2 separate regions of the Homo sapiens genome follow, and region 2 is linked to region 1. The links are chromatin loops, found by intact Hi-C in ENCODE. Cell type or tissue: dorsolateral prefrontal cortex. All regions are shown on one strand. Each heading gives the region's core, and the rest is flanking DNA. Links, peaks and the distances in the headings are about the cores only.

The links. Peaks named below come from ENCODE experiments on the same cell type or tissue, not always from the same donor. Only the 100,000 strongest peaks of a DNase experiment are listed, where the experiment ranks them.
Region 2: it touches region 1 in a loop (2.5-fold over the local background); 31 of 110 quality-filtered maps call a loop at or near these places.

The regions. Positions count from the first base shown.
Region 1 is chr12:49,961,089-49,971,077 of GRCh38, reverse strand. AQP5 (aquaporin 5) reads right to left here and starts at 9,206. Exons shown (of 4, transcript NM_001651.4): 1 at 8,698-9,206; 2 at 7,422-7,586; 3 at 6,903-6,986; 4 at 5,396-6,086. The coding sequence starts at 9,060. The coding sequence ends at 5,901. It overlaps LOC105369764 (a long non-coding RNA gene), which reads left to right. Exons shown (of 3, transcript XR_001749143.2): 2 at 5,273-5,395; 3 at 6,159-6,576. It overlaps AQP5-AS1 (AQP5 and AQP2 antisense RNA 2), which reads left to right and starts at 8,295. Exons shown (of 3, transcript NR_110591.1): 1 at 8,295-8,411. RefSeq lists enhancers at 3,758-4,052, 3,825-4,448. In dorsolateral prefrontal cortex, for the core only: CTCF peaks have their summits at 3,389, 3,600 and 3,882 (motif pointing left); DNase peaks (open chromatin) are centred at 1,917, 3,477, 3,897, 7,957 and 1 weaker place; H3K4me3 peaks cover 1,076 bases; H3K27ac peaks cover 3,798 bases.
Region 2 is chr12:49,770,523-49,780,776 of GRCh38, reverse strand. It overlaps the pseudogene LSM6P2. Among named protein-coding and RNA genes, the nearest start is that of TMBIM6, 34 kb to the right of the region's middle. RefSeq lists enhancers at 4,155-4,204, 4,305-4,534. In dorsolateral prefrontal cortex, for the core only: CTCF peaks have their summits at 2,448 (motif pointing right), 4,048 and 4,250 (motif pointing left); DNase peaks (open chromatin) are centred at 2,444 and 4,226; H3K4me3 peaks cover 340 bases.

The sequences.
Region 1 (9,989 bases), core at 1-8,000:
CTTAACTCTGGACTACAGGCTCTGTTCCTCCCCAGTCCCTGTCTGAGTCCCAGTAACATCCCTCACCCATTTCCTTCTGTTCTCCCTGCTGTCTCGACTTCACCATGTCCTCTCCAGGGAACTCCTGGGCATCTCACCCTGAGCAGGCTCTTGCCAGCGCTCCGTGGTCCTGGCTCCCTGTCCTCTCCACCCCGTCCCTGCTGCGTGTCTCTGTTCTCATCCTCTTCCACGCCTTTCTGCCCCCCATCTGCGCTGCTGAGCACTGCTGGAGAAACTCACCCAGTCGTGCAGACTGCTACCATGACAAGTTCATGGTCTCTGGCCCCAGTAGGGATCGCAGCTCTGCTCAGCAATCCTTCCACAGCTCTCCCCTCATTCTTTAAACCTCCCCCACTCTCTTCAAGTATTCGACTCACTCTGGCTTTCTCTCAGCAGAGCACCCACCCTTGCCTCCCACCCTACCTAGAAAGCCAAGCTACCAGGCAAGACTTCTTCCCATCCTCCCTCCCAGCCAAACTCACCTGCAGCTGCCCTGTGGCCTTGAAGTAGGGGCAGCCCTTCTCCAGTGTACAAGTCGGGGTCGGGGGACCCTCCTTGGACTTCTGGCTCCCTTTGAGTGACTGGGACCCTCTCTTGGCCTTTCCCAGTCTCACCTGTGGCTTTCAGGCTTCCCCTTCTCTTGACTTCTTCCCTATAAACGTGCCTGCGTAGTCGCGGAGCAGTGAAAGATCATGATTTGGAGTCAAGGTTCCAGCCACCTATCCACTGCACAACAGCCCCCAGCCCCCGGCTACCGAAACCGCTCTGGCAAAGGCCAGCATGATTTCCTCTCCAGCCCACTGTGGCACATGGGCTGCCGGCCATCTTCCTGACGCCTCTTTTTCCCTGCCTTTGAGGCACATCTCCTGGCTGTCCTCCCATCTCTGTGAGGGCAACTCTGCCACGTGGCCTCCATGGCTGGCTCCTCTTCTGCTGATCCTTAAGCCCAGGACTTGTCTACTCCTGGCCCATGGCCCCTCACTCCTGATGAGTGTGCCTGGGCAGCCCTGTTCCCACCTGTGACTTCCACACCCTGCAGATACTGTCGACTCTCAACACTGTCTCTGGCCCAGATCTTTCTCCTAAACTCCAGACCCACTCACCTCTCACTGGACCCTCCGGCTTGCTCCTCCTCACCCTACTCTCACTCAGTTGCCCAGGCCAGAACACAGGAAGCATCTGGTGCTTCCCCTTCCCCCAGCCCATAGCAAATAGGTTCCTTGTACCAGGTTCCTGGTAGCTCTTTCTCATATTTGACACCTCTTTCCATCCCCACTTGCCACTGGCCCAGTGCAGCCCTTATCACCTCTCCAGGATGACTGCATTAACCTCCTTCCTGGGCTCTCAGACTATGTTGTGCCCTTCCACACCACTCTCCTCTCCACTCACTGTCAGAGAGATCCTTCCAAAATGCAAAGCTCATCAAGTTACTCCTCTGCTCTAAAGCTTTCAATGGCTCCCCATTGCCTCAGAATCAGGTCTGAATACCCATGTTTAACATGCAAGGAAGGCTCCCCTTCCACTGCCCACCCTGCACCCTTTACTCCAAACAGGCCAGACATATTTCCCCAGAACGAGCCCTTTGCTGTGGAGTTTGGATGCCTCTCCTTTTTGTCTCTCAAGACTTTGCTCAAGTGCTGTTCTTCTGCGAAGCCTGCCCTCATTTCCCTCTCCAGCAGAATCAGGGCAAGCTTCTTAGAGAAGCAGGGCTTGAGCAAAGCCAGGGGCTGGTTGTGGCCTCTGCCTCCTCAATGCCTCCACTGTTCCAGCACAGACATCCATCCCTGGCTGGCATAGAGGGGTCATTCAATAAATGCTCAAGGGATGACTGGGCATGGCTGTGGGGGCGGCGTGGGCACTGTTCCTCCCTGGCACGGGGGGTTCCCTGGCTGGGGGCTGTCCCAGGGTAGCTCAAGGGCACTTGTCTGCTTCCCTCACTTCAGGCAGGGCGAGTAGAGGGCTTGGTGGACAGGCACTTTCATCTGACCTAGCCTCAGTTTCTGCCCTTGTTAAATGGGCGCCACGTGGCAGCAATGCTTACCTGTTGAGAGCTGCTGATGAGGCCACTGAAAGGATTGTGAACACTGCCATGTGTATTGCACCCTAAGCAGTTGCTTAACCTCAAGATCCTCATTTATGCAGTGGGGATGATGCTAATAATTCCCTCCTCCCTGTGTGTAGTTAGGAGTAAATGTGCTGATACCTAGGAGAGGGCCTCCAAGTCAGAAAATGTGAATGATTAGGATTGTAACTTCCCTGCCCCCTGCCGTTAGACAGCTGTGGGGACGGGGCTGCATGGCGGCTCCAAGACAGGCACCTCAGCACCTGCCCTGGGCCTTGGAGCCTGAAAGTGCTAAGTGCAGTGGCAGCCCTTGTCCCCAGCTAGCTCGGGGCTGAGTCTCCTGACCTCTGCCCAGCCTGGGACAAGGTCCTTCACCTCCTGAGGCCAGGTAGCCATTGACCAGGGCTTGCTCCAGGCCTGGCTTCCTGTCCTAGCCAGCACGTGCCCGAACCCAGCCAGCACTGGGCTCTAGTGCCAAGCTTTAAGCTCATTCATGCTCAAAAACCTTTTGCCGAGGTTCCTTATCTGGCTGCCTAGGGCTGCCTGTCAATGCAGCTCTGACTGAAGTCCTATTAGAGATTGGGGAAAGTAAGGGGGGCGAAGGGGAGGGGAAGGAGGAAGGTACCGGGAGAGAAAAGGAGGGAGAACACAAACTGATGGGGAGGGAATTCAAGATGGCTTCCCGTGCCTCATCTCAGTGATCCCCACAAAACCTGGAAAGGTAGGGAGGTCTGATGTCCTCATCCACACATGACGGAGACACATGAGGCCAAGAGGAGCGGAGAGACCTGGTCCTCCCAGATGTCCTTCCTCCTGTCCACCCATCTCAACAGCCAGCCCCTCTGTCCGCTCTCCACCTCTCCTCCCGGTCCTCTTCCATCTCTCCCCATATCACCTTGTCCACCTCCCAGCTGGTGAGAACTGGCAGGCCCTGGGGAGAGGAAGAGAGGGAGGAAGGGGAAGGGAGCCTCCCACAGGAGAATCCAGACTCTCCCTGGGTTCCATCTTTAGGTGCAGCAGAGGTGACGGGGACTGTGTGTGCTTGCGTTGGACAGCACACAGGTGTGCCTCTGAGAACCCGTGGAGCCAGGCTCATAGGTCTGGGCCCGCGGTGGGGCCGGCGGTGGCCCTGTGAGCGAATGCTGGAGGAGGGCTGATGTGGCTCTGCACATTCGAATGAACGTGCGGAGGAAAGGAGACGCACACACCCGGAACATGCAGCCCTCGGGCACGACTGAGGTCAGTGTGTGGCCGCGAGCCCCGGACTGTGTGGGGTCAGTGTGTGTGCGCGCGTGTGCACGGGACTTTGTGAGCCCGCAGACCTGCCGCTCCTGCAAGATCCGACACGCAGACACAGCGACCCCTGCTGGCCACACCGCCCCAACCACGGCGCTTGTCAGCCCCAAGCCCTAGCTGGAAGCCTGCCCAAGGGCCAGGCGAGGCAACCTGCAGGAAGCTCAGGGCCGGTAGCCCCCTCTGACTTAGTGCCTTGCCTGCCCCCGCGGGTTTGTCTCCCAAGGGTCCACTGTCCACCCTGCCGTGGCCCCCATTGGGCTGGAGGAAGAGCCCATCCTCCTGGTCATGGCTGTGTCTGTACCTGAGTCTCCTGGAGACTGAGCGGAGAAGGGCTCCCCTCTCTTCTGCGCCCCACCCGGATAGCGGGGCGGGGATGCATTGGGATAGGCTGCCTCAAGGTGGCCCCAGGGGACTCAAGCATGAGGGACTCCCTGTGTCCTCCACTCCACCCCCATCTGGCTAGAGCCCAGACCCAGGACTTGTGGACGACGAGGCGCCACGCTGTGGATTCGGTGGACGACGTCGCCCTCTGCTGGCCAGAGCTGGCACTTGCAGCCCGGCTCCCCCAGCCCGGGGCAGGTTGGAAGAAGTGGGAAGGGACACGGTGGGTGGGGGGCTGCTCCTTCCCTGGGCTCCCGGGGTTCTCACACGCAATGCCACGTGGTGTTTACTGTAAGCCTATGGGGCGGACATGAGTGGCTGACCTCTCACTTGTAGATGCTTAGACTCTAAGTGTGGAGAAGGCTGGGGGGTCTGCCACTCCTCACCCCAGCCCCTGGGACTGCCTCTCGCTGGCCAAGAACTACAGCTTCCCCTACCCCTTCTCAGTCCGTCTCCTGGCCCCGCTGGACAGGCGCTCAGGTCCAGACACCCCCAGGAGGGCAGAAGCATGTGGCTGGGGCCTCAGACTAGGCAGGCACGTGTGGGTTTCTATTAACACGACTATACTGAGCACTCACTCCAAGGCGCCTGACCATTTGTACAAGCGTTTTACCTCCAGGCGTGGTCTCATTTTCTCCTCACGACAGCACATAGCACATGAGGTCGGGAAAAGTACCCCTGTTTTGCAGATAAGGTCCTTAAAGCTCAGAGAGCTTATGTTGCCCCAAGTTTCACGGCCAGATTGGAATGAGGGTAGTTACTGACTCCAGGCTGGGCTCACTGCGAAGCTGGGCTATGCGGAGCTGTTCACTGCATGACCCCCCGCCTTTTCCTCACAGAAAGCTGACTGGTCCCAGGCATCTCATGCCCTCATCTGGTCCCCACAACTATCTTGTGAGGAAAGTGATATTTTATCCCCATTTTACAGATGAAGAGAGGGAGGCTCTGAGAGTTTAAGGAGGTTACCTAAGGAGTGTCAGTGACAGTGGGACAAGAGCAGGCTAGGACAGAGCTCAGGCCCAGAGGAGAGGACGGTGGGGACACTGGTGGGCCAAGGCATGAGAAGCCCTGGAAAAGGGGGCTGGGCCACATGTGGCTTCTGGGGGGGTCGGGGGGCTGCTCCCTCTGGGCACAGGCTCCCAGCAGGACACCTTTTTGAAAGACCAAGGTGCAGAGAAACGAGCCCAGGGCTGTGATGGAACCTGGCTGGTCACCCCCTTGCCATCTCGAGGGGCTGCGGTTGGCTCACTCCTCCGCCCTGCCTGTCACACCCTGGTACTCCCCTCAAGTGCCAGCCAAGCCCTCCTCAAGTGGCAGGGACTTGATTGACATGGCTGAGGGGGAGGGGTGGAGGGTGACTGCAGTGAGGACCCCTCCTTCCTGGCCTCTAGCTCTATTTTGATATTCGGTCTTCTCTCAGTCTCTCCCTGCTCTGTTCCCATCTCTCTGATTCTCTGGGCCTCCCATGGTCACAGTCTCCCTTTCTTCCCACAGAGCACTTGTCCTGGGGTCCCCTGGTACCCTGTGGAGATCGTGGTGGAGGATGTGGGATGACAAAGAGGAGAGGCAATGGGCCAGAGTGTCTCAAGGCACTCTGAGGAGAGACAGAGGTGGAACGTGAGTATCAGTGATTTATTGGGTAGCCCCCACTCTAAACACCAGCAGCCCCACGCATGCATCCTCACCAGAAATAAATAAGGCGGCATTCAATGAACCAGTCTGTCTTCTTCCTAAGGAGCTCTGGGGAGGGTCTGCCTCTGCCCACCTAGGGGCTGGGATCCCTTCAGCTCTTGAGGAAGGGTTGGGGAAGGTGGGGGGTGCAGGCTGCAGGCCCGCCCTTTTCTGGCCTGGCCCTTGCAGCCTGTGAGCTTGGCACTGCATTCACAATCTCTGAGGTCTGTCCCAGAGAGACCTGTCCCCAGCAGACCCCAGCCCCTGGCCCCTACCCCAGGAGTCCCATCATGGGTTCCTTCTCCCCTCTCTAACTGTGCAGCCAGGGTGACCAGCTCCTCCTCCTCAGCCAAGAGGACCGGTTGTGCAAAAAGGAAGCTTGTGTTAGGTACTTTTTCTTCTTTTCCCCCTTGGCTCAGGGGCTGAGGGGCTGGCCCCTGCCTGACACTGGTCAGCGGGTGGTCAGCTCCATGGTCTTCTTCCGCTCTTCCCGCTGCTCCTCCCAGTCCTCGTCAGGCTCATACGTGCCTTTGATGATGGCCACACGCTCACTCAGGCTCAGGGAGTTGGGGAAGAGCAGGTAGAAGTAAAGGATGGCAGCCAGGACCGCCCCCACGATGGGCCCTACCCAGAAAACCTGGTGGAGACAGGGCAGGAGTCAGGGCGCTGAGCCCCAGACCTTGAAGACCACATGCCCCCCACCCCACAGAGGACAGACCCACGGACCCTGAGAGGAGACAGACATGCAGACTTCCAGACCTTCAGGGAGAAAGACTTCCTCCCACCTCGGGGACGAATATACTGACACACCACTCCCAGGGACAGAGACATGGACCACAGACACCTAGACCCTCAAAGAAGGCAAACAGATTCCCAGAGGGACAGGCTCCCTCCAACCACACCGGAAAGAGAAGCAAATAAACCTTCAGAGGGGACACGTGGGTCCTCAGAGAGACGGATGAACAGAGCGCGTGTCCCCTCCACGCAGGGATAGAAGCAGACCCTGGAGAGAGTGACCATGAGCTTCCAAAGGGGGGGCAGACAGACTGTCCACAGGGACAGACCCACAGGAAGACTCTCCCAACCCCCTCAACAGGGACAGATAAATAAAACATCAGAGAGGACCAGCACGCAGACACCGAGGGGGACGGACACCAAATCCTCAAGGGAATTGACACAGAGCCCCTCTGCACCTCCAGGTTCAGTAGAGCCTCTTCCATAAGCGGATAGATACTCAGACTCCCTGTCCCCAGCGGTTCAGGCCATACAAAGCCACCTCTGCCCCTCTAGCTGAATCCCATCCCCTACTGTGTCCCTTTCTCTGTCAGCCACCACTCCGTGGCCCACCCCCAAGCTCTAGACCCACAGAATCCAGGTCTGGTGAGCTCTGAGCTGCCACTGCTGGGTCTCCAGGCCCTCATCTCCAGGGAGCCAGGGGAAGGGACAGACTCACCCAGTGAGCGGGGCTGAACCGATTCATGACCACCGCAGGGCCAAAAGAGCGGGCTGGGTTCATGGAGCAGCCAGTGAAGTAGATCTGGATAGAGACAGGGCGGTGGAGAGAAAGGCAACATCCTGGTCCACTCCCACAGAATCTGGACTCTCTCAAGGTTACACTGCAGTCCAGGGGCTCAGCCAGGTCTCAAACTCAGGCTGGCAACCTCTCCCTCCAAGGATCCCAGCTGCTTGGTTAACCATGGACCCTTAACTACGCCCTCCTCTCTTCTCTGCTCTGAGGTTGGGTTTGATTCCTGTCCCATCCCACCTCCTACTTACTCCCATCTTTCCTCAGCCCAGAGGTTTTGGGGGGATCAATTCTGGGGCCCAGTAGGGCCAGAGTCCAGGAGCCCTAAATCCAGGCCTTAAACTCTGCTGGACTCATCCATCTGAAGTGGGCTCCGCTCCAGGGCTCCATTATTTGCCTTGAGTGCCTGCCCCACCCTCACCCCAGCCCAATGTCGGTACTGCTCACTCCGACAAGGTGGCCCAGGGTGACAGACAGGCCAATGGACAGGGCTGGGGAGCCCACAGGGCTGGTGCGGCGGGAGTCAGTGGAGGCGAAGATGCAGAGTGCCAGCTGGAAGGTCAGAATCAGCTCCACCACCATGGCCTGGCCCTGCGTTGTGTTGTTGTTGAGCTGCAAGGGGATAGCGGGTTAGGACCCCGGCCACCTTCTGGCTGTATAGCCAGGGGCTCGGGGAGTAGGGCTTTTGGCCTCCAGGGACACTTAGAGCACCTTGGCACCTGGAAGCCAAGTCCTGTGGACATCGCCCCAGCGAAGCCATTTGTTAAAGACACTGTACATTTCATAGTTTGCACAGGCTTGAAGCTCAGGCCTGTGGCCAAAGGGCAGAGCGTCAGGGTAGCTTTTCCTGGACACGGGCCTATCAATGGCTCTGCCCAACCCCCAGCCCCCATAAGCTGGCATTTACCCTCCATCCTGTGGGCAGCTGCCCGGTTTGCCTGCCTCACACCCCATCCCGGCCTCCTGCCCGTGCCTGGCCCCATGCCAGTGCCAGCCTTAAACCCGTCTCTCCAGTGCGGCTGACTCACAGCTTGACAATGGCCAAGCAAATCCTCCTCTGTGTTTGATTAATGAACCCAGTTTGCATGGGGTTGGGGGCTGACTCTGGGGCTGCAGGAGGTGGGAGGGAGGCAGGGGTGCGGGGTTGAGGGGAGGAGCACAGGTTGGGGAAAGAGGGAACCAATACTCAACAGAAACTGCTCTGCACTGGCCCCACATTAGGGGGTTCCTATCTACGGTTTCTAAATGTGAGCCCCTTGACACCTGCTGTGGCAGACACAACCATCCCCATGGAGGCGCTGAGAACAATGAAGCACAGACAGGCCAGGGTCACCCAAAGCCGTGATGACAGCCCGCTTTTCTCTGGTGGTTCTACTCAACCGCTCCACTGAGGTGATGGGAGAGGTGAGGGGCCCAGGAGGAAGGTGGAGCTCAAAGGTGAGACAGGAGGAGGCAGAAGTTTCTGGCAGGAGAGGAGGGGTAGCAGGCATTGGAGAGAGACCAGGGTGGGCCAGCATGAGGGGAGGGGGAGAGGAGGTGGGCAGGAAGGGAGCACATATCAGCCTGGAGAGTTGCCTTCCTGGCCTTGGGAGGCTCTTGCCTTCCTGGTGAAGGGTGTGGGCTGGCCCACTCTGCGGCACCCCTTTTTTCCAGGTGGGGTAAGAGGCCTGGTCCTGAGCCCACCCCAGGGTCGAGGCTCCCACCCCCCCCCCAGGGCACTCACCGCGTTGACGGCCAGATTGCCCCGGGCATTGAGCGGTGCCACACCGTAGAGGATGCCAGCCCCGGCAATGGCGCCCACCAGCTGGGCCGCCACGTAGAAGAAAGCCCGGAGCAGCGAGATCTGGTTGCCCACCAAGAGGGCCAGGGTGATGGCGGGGTTGATGTGGCCGCCGCTCACGGGTCCCAGGGCCTGGGCCAGCGTGCCTATGGCCAGGCCAAACGCCAGCGCGATCTGCAGGATGGTAGGCAGCGCCGACGGCCACTTGAGGGCCGAGCCCAGGCCAAAGAAGACGAAGATGAGGGTGGCCAAGAACTCTGCGAACACGGCCTTGAGGAAGGCCACGGAGCACACCTCCTTCTTCATGGTGGCCGCGGGGGCCCGGCGGCAGCTGCCGCGGCGGGGGGCGCCCGTTGGGTCGCAGGCGGCGGAGGAGGTGGATGCGGCGGGGGCGGGGGCCTGGCTGCGGGGCGCCGCGCACTGTCCCGCGCCCACTCCGAGGCTGGCGGCCTGGCGCGGGCCCTGCTGGGGCGCGCTATATAGGGGGCGGGCGGCCGGGCGCGGGGCCGGCGCGGGGGGGCAGGGGGCGGCTCCTACGCTCGGGGGCCAGCGCGGCGCGCGGGTTGGGAGGCTCCAGGCCGCTGCGGGCCCGCCGCTCTCCGTCGTCCAGCGCAACCCCGGCGCGACCCCCGCCCCCCGGCCGGGGCAGCCGCCGGCCCGTCCGGGCCACGTGACCCAGGCGGCGGTGTAGACCGGCCCAGCGTCCCGGGCCCTGCGCATGATGCGCCCAGGTTGGCTCCCGCGCTCTCCTCGGTGCCGTGCGCCCCGGACTCCCTGGGAGACGGGGCTCGGTCCCGGCGCTTCACTCCGACCTCGGGGCGTCTAGCTCCGCCGGCCTTTACCGCGCTCCGTGCGCGGCCTTCCCCTTTTCTTCTCTTCGGGCTTTTGGTCCAGCTCCTCCTTTTCCTCCTGCGACCGGAGCATCCTGACCCGCCTCACCCCCGGCTGGGTCGGAGTGATGCTCGTCCCGCAGGTCGGCGCCGCTCACCTCCCTCACCGCCGGCGGCGGGGGCGGGCGGCCGGGCTGGGTCCTGCAGGGCGGTCCGGCCGTCCGACGTGGGCCGCTCCCGGCCTGGGCCGGGCGAGCTTCTGGGCTTGGAAGGCTGGCGTTTTGGGAAAAGTGGGCACCGTGCCAGCCTGCCCCGACGCTTCGCAATCCTCGACGCCCGGTAGCTGGGCAGTACCTGGACTAGGCAACGGATCCCCGGAGGCGCCCTCTCCCAGGCCGGGGTTCC
Region 2 (10,254 bases), core at 1,110-9,109, 190 kb after region 1:
AAGAGTGAATGGACTGGGAAATGTAGTAGGATTACCAGGCAGCATGAAGGGTCCACCTTAGGTAATTAGGAATTTAAAGGGAGACTGGTTAACATGAATGTGTTGGTTTTCTTCTCCAGCCCATGCTTCCCATGCAGTGAGGTGAATTAGCCAGGGGTGCCATTTACTAATTGAGTGCAACAAAGGAGGGGGAAAGAAGCAGGGGAATTGAAGGTGTATGCAGGGGAGTGATTCTATTTTTTTTTTTTTTTTGAAGTCAGTGTCTTGCTCTATCACCCAGGCTGACATGCAGTGGAGAGATTACAGCTCACTGCAGCCTCAAATTCCTGAGCTCAAGGAATCCTCCTGCCTCAGCCTCCTGAGTAGCTGGGATTACAAGTGTGACTGTGGTCTTTAAATTGGATAAAAAGGGAAAAAGGAACAGTAAAAGAGGGAGGCATGGGGGAGTAGGGACAGTACATTGTAGGTCCCAGTGGGATCAAAGGAATTTTGGAGGTAGAGTACTAGTGGGAATAAGTTGGAAAGATGTTGGGAAGAAATGAGGTGGTGGTCACGGGATGGGCAGCATGACATTGAGAGAATGGGAATGGGAATGCGGTATTAAGGGTTGAATTGTGTCCCTCTCCCTCTAAGATGTGGAGGCCTACCCCCAGTATCTCAGAATGTGACCTTATCTGGAAATAGGGTCTTTACAGAGGTAGTCAAGTTAAAATGAGGTCATTTGGGTGGGCCCTACTCCTATTTTGACTGGTGTCTTTATAAAAAGGAGGAACTTGAAGCCAGATGGACAAGCACACAGGGAGACACCATGTATATTAGTCCATTCTCATGCTGCTAATAAATACATGCCCTAAACTCTGGGTACTTTATCAAGGAAAGAGGTTTAATTGACTCAGGGAACTTACAATCATGGTGGAAGGGGAAGCAAACATGTCCCTCTTCACATGGCAGTAGAAGGAGAAGTGCTGAGCAAAAGTGGGGAATGCCCCTTATAAAACCATCAGATCTCGTGAGAACTCACTCACTGTCACAAGAATAGCATGAGGCTACCCACTCCTATAATTAAATTACCTCCCGCTGGGTCCTTCCCACAACACATGGGGATTATGGAAACTACAATTCAAGATGAAATTTGGGTGGGGACATGGCCAAACCATATCACCATGTGAAGATGAAAGCAGAGGTCAGGGTGATGCATCCATGAGCCAAGGAACCCCAAGCATTGCCAGCAACCACCAGAAGCTGGGTGAGAGGCACAGACAGGTTCTGTCTCACAGCCTCAGAAGGAACCAACACTGACATCACCTTGATCTTGGACTTCTAGCCTCCAGAAGAAGGCTACATTTCTGTGACAATATATTTCTGCTGTCTAAGCCATCCAGTCTGTGGTACTTTGTTATGACAGCCCTAACAAACTAATACAGAGGAGGTGCAGTTATTAGTAATGACAAGGAGCAGGGTGTGGCCATGAGAGGTCTTTGGAGGAGAGGAGATCGTGGAAGTGAGAGGCCAGGGTATGGGGAGGATGTATCTACGTGAATATTGAAATCTCTTAGGACCTGGTGCAGTGGCTCACGCCCGGAATCCCAGCACTTTTGGAGGCTGGGAGGAGGATTACTTGAGCCCAGAAGCTCGAGAACAGCCTGGGCAACATGGCGAAACCCTGTCTCTACAAAAAAATACAAAAATCAGCCTGGCGTGGTGGCACGTGCCTATAGTCCCAGCTACTCAGGAGGCTGAGATGGGAGGATCGCCTGAGCCTGGGCAGTTCAGGCTGCAGTGAGCCAAGATCACACCACTGCAGTCCAGCCTGGGAGACAGAGCAAGACCCTGTCTCAAAAACAACAATAGGCCAGTGTGGTGGCTCACGCCTGTAATCCCAGCACTTTGGGTGGCCGAGGTGTGTGGATTACCTGAGGTCAGGAGTTAGACCAGCCTGATCAACATGGTGAAACCTCATCTCTACTAAAAATACAAAAATTAGCTGGGCGTGGTTGTGCGCACCTGTAATCCCAGCTACTCGGGAGGCTGAGGCAGGAGAACTGCTTGAACCCAGGAGGCGGAGGTTGCAGTGAGCCAAGATTCTGCCATTGGACTCCAGCCTGGGATATAAGACCACAACTCTGTTTCAAAACAACAACAACAAACCAAAGTCCAACCAAACAAACAAAAAGAAATCTCTAAGAATTAGGGCAGAAATCACGTTAGAGAGAATGACACTGAGGTAGGAATGAAACCTTCTAGAAACACGGAAGTAGCCCAGGGATTGGTAGGTGCATGGAAGAGGGAGGCAGCGTCCTACAACCTGAGACTCAGAGCTGAGGGATTTTAGGGAAGAAGGTTCTGAAAGCAGCACTGAAGAACAAGGAGGGCGCCTCGAGGCACAAAGGTGAGGCAGGGAAAGCTGCACCCACCTGAGGGCATTGCAGGGAGGGCCGTGTCCTCCAGGGGGAGCCAGGAACCTGCTGCCTGCGAAGGCAAAGGGAACACCAGGAGAAGATGAAGTTGGGGAGTTTTGCAGATGTAGGGCTGCGAATTCTAGAGGCAGTGGAAGGGCTTCAGGAGTTGGGAACAGACTTGGGAATGTGCAGAGCAGTTTGAGGATTAGAGTATGAGAGATGAGAGGTCATCACACGTCGATGGAGGAGCTACAAAATACGGTGGCCATTGTCTATCAATTTACCATATGGGGCCCTCACCTCCATTCTATATCTCTGTACCATTTTACATTCACACCGTGTGGATGGGGAAGTCGCGAAGATATGGGATGGCCACTGGAGACAGCGGAGAGGGGCCGGGCTGAGGACAAATCAAGGGTTTTCAAAGGAGGCTGGAGCCCAGTGGATGCTGAAGTCCAGGCATCTCCTTAGCACCAGACTGCAGGAAAGTCGGACTTCTGTGGTTGCTGCTGCTTCTCCTAGCAGGGTGCAAAGGCCTGGTTCTAGGACTAGAGAAGGAAGATTGTGGAATTGGCGAGAGGCTAAGTGGAGTGACCCAAAGCCTCCAGCTCGAGTAATACTAATAATAATACATAGGAGCAAACCCATATATAATATTTACAATGTGCCAGGCACTGTTCTAAGCACTTTATACAGATTAAGTCCATTAATCCTCGCCACAATGTTTTTGGGTAGGTATTATTGTTATTTCTGTTTTACTAGGAGAAAGTGAAGATCAGAGAACTTAAGTAACTTTCCCAATGTCAAAGCTTGTCTATGGAAGAGCTGTGAGACAAGCCCAGACAGCTCAGCCCCAGAGTCTGCATTCAAAATCACAACACAAGCCAGGTGCTGTGGCTCATGCCTGAAATCCCAGCACTTTGGGAGGCCGAGGCAAGAGGATCACTTGAGCCCAGAAGTTTGAGACCAGCCTGTGCAACATGGTAAAACCCCATCTCTACTAAAAATATAAAAATTAGCCAAGTGTGATGGCGGGCGCCTGTAATCCCAGCTACTCGGGAGGCTGAGGCAGGAGAATCACTTGAACCCGGGAGGTGGAGGTTACAGTGAGCTGAGATCGTGCCATTGCATTCCACCCTGGGTGACAGAGTAAGACTCCGTCTCAAAACAAAAAAAAAAGGAAGCAAGATAAAGTGGAGGGATTAAGGGGCAGGACTGGGCTTGTAATGCAACCAAAGTGTAGGTGAGGAGGGGGCAGAGGAAGTGAGAACTGAATAACGTGGCTGTGGCCTGAGAGTAGGAGAGCAGATGATGAAATGGGGCTGGGGCGGGTGAGCATCCCTGCAGGAGACCAAGAAGCTGGGTTGGGGAGGTTCAGCCACAGGAGCCCTGGGGTATCCCAAGTGACATGAACGAGGGGGAGAGGACACCTGGATACAGGTGTGATAAATGCAGAGAACAGTTCATGCGAGAGTGATCAGGCAGGCCCAGTCAGGTGGCAAATGCCATCAAGAAATCAGGTTTCTCCCGCTGACTCAGGAAGCCAAGAAGATAGCATTGGGGGCCTTCTCTAAGGCAGGAGCATTCCCAGGAACTGTTTTTAAAATAACAAATATAAATTTGCCACATATGTTCTTTGTTTTCGATTCCTTCAACTTAAAAAAATATATTGTTGGCCAGATGCAGTGGTTCACACCTGTAATCCCAGCACTTTGGGAGGCTGAGGTGGGCGGATCACTTGAGGCCAGGAGTTAGAGACCAGCCTGTGCAACATGGTGAAACACGTAGCCATCAGATGGTGCAACCGAGGCAGCGCCCATCCGAGACGTTTGTAGGCCTGAACTGCCACCCTGTGGTGGGAAGAGGAAATATGCAGAGTGCCTTCCTTTCACCCTTTGTGACCAATGCACCAAATCCTGACCACAGTCTCCCCAACCCATTGCAGGCCTTGGACAAAGTGCAGAGAATAAAAATATATGCGCTTGACGGACAGAAACTCCTCCCTGGCCTTATCTGTTTCTCCTGGAAGTAACCCTGCCAGTCCTTCCCCCAGCCTGGCATGGGAGGCGGGGGACACTTATCCTACAGTCAGCCCAAAGGTAGAAAGCGTTGGCAAGGGAGCAGGATGGATGGTGAGCCTTGTCTGCTTTTCATACCCTGGCCTTCCTAAAGTCAGGACGCACTTCGGGTGACCTCCCTCCCCATGCCGTGCCTCCACTTTCAGGCCTTCATTTTCTCATCCAACCACGTTGTTAATTTGCAGACCTTCACACCTAGTAGGTGTGAAACGCTGAGCCAGACAGCAGGAATTCAGAGGTGAATGGGGCTCCCAGTTCCAGTGGGTGATGCCAACAGCCCCCAGGTGACTCCAGCCGTGCTGTGATGGAGGGAGGCCCCAGAAGAGGCTCCTCTAACAGTCTTGAGGGCTCAGAGGAGACTTCCTAGAGGAGGCGATATCAAAACTAAGACCTGTGGCCGGGCGAGGTGGCTCACACCTGTAATCCCAGCACTTTGGAAGGCCAAGGCGGGTGGATCACTTGAAGTCAGCAGTTCGAGACCAGCCTGGCCAACATGGTGAAACTCCGTCTCTACTAAAAATACAAAAATTAGGCGTGGTGGCAGGCGCCTGTAATACCAGCTACTCGGGAGGCTGAGGCAGAAGAATCACTTGAACCCGGGAGGCAGAGGTTGCAAGTGAGCCTAGATTTCACTACTGCACTCTAGCCTGGGCGATAGAATGAGACTGTCTAAAAAAACAACAACAAAAAAACCCCCACAGAACAACCTAAGACCTGCAGGGTAGGTACGACTGACCCAGGCAGAGAGGGTGGAGTGAGAGCTCTAGGCAGAAAAAGAAAAATGCCAATCAATGTGTAACAGTGAGGGATCTAGTGGAATATTCTAGCATAAAAATGAGTCTCATCGCTGGGGCACTGAAATATGGGAGGACAGAGGTAAGTCAGAGCCTGGGAAGTATGAGTTTGGACTTTATCTAAAGAGCAAAGATGAGCCATTGAAAAGTTCAGTGTAGAAAGGCCCTTCTAGAAGTAGTGCAGTGGGTTGGGGAGACTGTGGTCAGAATTTAGTGCACTGGTCACAAAGGGTGAAAGGATGGCACTCTGCATATTTCCTCTTCTCGCCACAGAGTGGTAGTTCAGGCCTGCAAACCTTTCAGATGGACTGCAGAGATCCAAGACTAGTGAGGAGGCTGGGACAATAATCCAGGTGAGATTCAGTGAGGCCTAAACCTAGGCAGTGGCAGAGGGGATGGAGAACCGTGGAATCAAAGTTTCCACACACTCCTTAAGTGGTGAGGTGCCTGGGTTTCCTGATGGAGCCTTTGAGATCCATCTAAGTTGTTGTATGTGTCTGTGGTTCATTCTTTGTATTGCAGAGTAGTATTCCATTGTATGGATGTACCACAGTTTGTTTGTTCATTCATTCACATATTGAAGAATATTTGGGTTTGTCCCAGTTGTAGGCTATTAAAAATAAAGCCTCTCTGAACATCTGTGTACAGGTTTCTTTTTATCTTTTTGAGACTGAGTCTTACTCTGTCGCCCAGGCTGGAGTAAAGTGGAGCAATCTCGGCTCACTGCAACCTCCACCTCCTGGGTTCAAGTGATTCTCCTGCCTCAGCCTCCCAAGTAGCTGGGATTACAGGTGCAGGCCACCACACCCGGCTAATTTTTGTATTTTTAGTAGAGATGGCGTTTCACCTTGTTGGCCAGGCTGGTCTTAAACTCCTGACCTCAAGTGATTCACCCACCTCGGCCTCCCAAAGTGCTGGGATTACAGGCATGCTGTGCCTGGCCTCATGTAGAGGTTTCTGTGTGAACACAAATTTTTATTTCTCTAGGGTAAATACCCAGCAGTACAATTGCTGGGTTGTATGGTTAATGTATGTTTAATTTTATAAGAAACTGCGAAATTGTTTTCCAGAGAGTCTGTACCATGTTACCTCACCACCAACGACGTTCAATAGATCCAGTGTACCATGTTACCTCACCACCAGCGACGTTCAATAGATCCAGTTGCTCCACATTCACACGAGCACTCAGTATTATCACTTCAAAAAAATTTTAGCCATTCTAGTAGGTGTGTAGTAGTATTTAATTGTTGCTTTAATTTGCATTCCCTTAATGTCTAATAATGTTGAACAACTTTTTTTTCTTTTTTTTTTTTTGAGACAGGGTCTTGCTCCGTGGTCCAGGTGGGGGTGCAGTAGTGCAATCACAGCTCCCTGCAGCTCAGCCTCCTGGGCTCAAGTGATCCTCCCAACTTCCCAACTCAGCCTCCTGAGTAGCTGGGACTACAGGTGCATGCCACCAAACCCAACTAATTTTTAAATTTTGAACATATTTTCATGTGCAATTTGCCATTTGTGTATCTTCTTTGGTGAAGTAGTGAAGTTCAAGGAGCTGACATTTTTATGGTTTAAAAATGTGCCAAGTTGGCTGGGCGTGGTGGCTCACGCCTGTAATCCCAGCACTTTGGGAGGCCGAGGCGGGTGGATCACGAGGTCAGGAGATCAAGACCATCCTGGCTAACACGACGAAACCCCATCTGTACTAAAAATGCAAAAAATTAGCCAGGTGCAGTGGTGGGCGCCTGTAGTCCCAGCTACTCAGAAGGCTGAGGCAGGAGAATGGTGTGAACCCGGGAGGCAGAGCTTGCAGTGAGCCGAGATCGTGCCACTTAACTCCAGCCTGGGCGACAGAGCGAGACTCTGTCTCAAAAAAAAAAAAAAGAAAAAAAAAATGTGCCAAGTCAGGCTGGGCTCGGTGGGTCATGCCTATAATTTCAGCACTTTGGGAGGTCAAGGTGGGTGGATCATCTGAGGTCAGGAGTTTGAGACCAGCCTGGCCAACATGGTGAAACCCCGTCTCTACTAAAAAAAAAAAAAAAAAAAAAAAAAAATTAGCCGGGCGTGGTGGCGGGTACCTGTAATCTCAACTACTCAGGAGGCTGAGGCAGGAGAATTGCTTGAACCCAGGAGGCGGCGGTTGCAGTGAGACTCTGTCTCAAAAAAAAAAAGAAAAGAAAAGAAAAGAAAAAAGTGCCAAGTCATCCATACGTCTATTCCTAACTTCTTCCCTTAGCTTTAGATTCATATCCCAATGTCCCCTGGCATCTGCAAGGGTGTCCCACACCACTGCAATCTCAGCATGTCAGAGCCAAAACTACCATCCCACCCACAGACCTGGGCCTCCCTAGTGGAAGAACTAACATTTAGAAGTTTTATTATGGGCTGAACACACTTCTAAGTTGTTTACATACAGTAAGACAGGGATCTTGTCATTGTGTGAATATGGTAAAATATACTTACACAGACCTAGATGGCGTAGCCTACTATTCACCTAAGCTCTATGGTATCGCCTGTTGTTCCTAGGCTACAAACCTGTACAGCATCTTACTGTACTGAATACTATAGGCAATTATAGTAACACCATGATGAGCATTTGTGAATTTAAACATAGAAAAGGTACAGTAAAAATATAGTATGATAATCTTTTTTTTTTTTTTTTTAGATGGAGTCTTGCCCTGTTGCCCAGGCTGGAGTGCTGTGGCGTGATCTTGGCTCACCTCACTGCAACCTCCGCCTCGCGGGTTCTAGCAATTCTCCTGTCTCAGCCTCCCAGGTAGCTGGGATTACAGGCATGCACCACCATGCCCAGCTAATTTTTGTATTATTAGTAGAGACGGGGTTTCACTATGTTGGTCAGGCTGGTCTTGAACTCCTGAGCTCGTGATCTGCCTGCCTCGGCCTCCCAAAGTGCTGGGATTACAGGTGTGAGTATAGGACCACCATCATATAAGCAGCGTGTCATTGGCCAAAACATCATATGGCACATGACTGTATTTTATTAATTTAATTCTCACAATAGTTCTATACAGGAAGTACTATTATTACTTCCATTTTACACATGGGAAAATGAGACACAGAAAGGCTGAGTAACTCTCCCAAGCTTGCACAGTTGGCAGGTAGCTGGTAGGACCATCCTGACCCCCTGAGAATCATCCTTGATCTCCTGTCTTTCTCACCTCCCCATGTCTCATTAATCACTAAGGCCTGGAGATTTTACCTCCAGAATATTTTAGTCCATTGTCTCCTGTCCTTATGACTACTGCTCTACTTCACATCATCTTTTCTCTTGCCTGGACCATTATGCCTTTTTTGTTTCTTTAGTTTTCCATGATAGAACATTTCAAACACAAAAGGAGAGAGAATCGTACAATCAATGTCCATTGCCTAGCCACAACCGATATAAACTCATAACCATTCATATTATCTATACCCTCTACTTTCTTCACTCCCTGCCACCATTCAACTATTTTTTTTCTTTTTCAAAAATTCTTTTAGCATTTTGTACACTGACAAAGTGGTAAAAGAAAATGACTGAAACTTAAATGTAAAAGAACACTTCATAATTAATTGTATACATTTATCTTAAATGTCAGTGAAAAATAAACTATTATAAAAAACAGGACAAAGTATATCACAAAGAAGCAAGAATTAGAAAAAAATAATAAAAAGATATCCAACTATGAAAAGTATGGCCCTCTTGGTGCCTTCACACCCTTCTGTTCTGTGTACTGATGTACTTTTCTTGGATAAATGTAGCCCATACTCATTCTTTTTTTTTTTTTTTTTTTTTTGAGACAGTCTTACTCTATCACCCAGGATGGAGTGCAGTGTGTGATCTCAGCTCACTGCAGCCTCCACCTCCCGGGTTCAAACAATTCTCCTGCCTCAGTCTCCTGAGTAGCTGGGACTACAGGTGTGCACCACTGCGCCTGGCCAATTTTTGTACTTTTTTTTTTGAGATGGAGTCTCACTCTGCCGCCCAGACTGGGGGTGCAGTGGCACGATCTTGGCTCACTGCAAGCTCCACCTCCTGGGTTCACGCCATTCTCCTGCCTCAGCCTCCCTAGTAGCTGGGACTACAGGCGCCTGCCATCACGCCTGGCTAATTTTTTTTGTATTTTTTAGTAGAGACGGGGTTTCACCATGTTAGCCAGGATGGTCTTGATCTCCTGACCTCATGATCTGCCCGCCTCTGCCTCCCAAAGTGCTGGGATTACAGGCGTGAGCCACCGCTCCTGGCCTTTTTTTTTTTTTTTTTTTTTTTTCAGTACAGAAGGGGTTTCACCATGTTGGCCAGGCTGGTCTCAAATTCCTGCCCAACTCAGCCTCCCAAAGTGCTGGGATTACAGGCATGAGCCACTGTACCCAGCTTCCCATACTTATTCTTTGGTTGTATATATTCTTCTGTCTACCCCAAGGCTATATTCATGTAGCCATCCAGGCAAGCCAGGACCCCTCAATAATCCACTCTATAATTTAATTTTACCACAATTGGTCATCCGATGATTTGCTATAAGAAGTCACTAGGGATTTGCTTCTGAAGACTCATTTTAACAATCCTAAATCTCACGGGTGGGATCCAGAACCCTCACTCCAGGCACTCCACAAGCCCAACTGAGTATTTTGATGCAAATCTCAGACATCATAGTAATTAATCCATACTTATTTCAGTATGCATCTTTAATTTTTATTTATTTATTTATTTTTGAGATGGAGTCTCGCTCTGTCACCCAGTCTGGAGTGCAGTGGTGAGATCTCGGCTCACTGCAACCTCCACTCCCAGGTTCAAGCGATTCTCTTGCCTCAGCCTCCCGAGTAGCTGGGACTATAGGCGCCCACCACCACACCTGGCTCATTTTTGTATTTTTAGTATAGACCGGGTTTCACCATGTTGTCCAGGCTGGTCTTGAACTCCTGACCTCAGGTGATCCGCCCACCTCGGCCTCCCAAAGTGCTGGGATTACAGGCGTGAGCCACCGCGCCTGG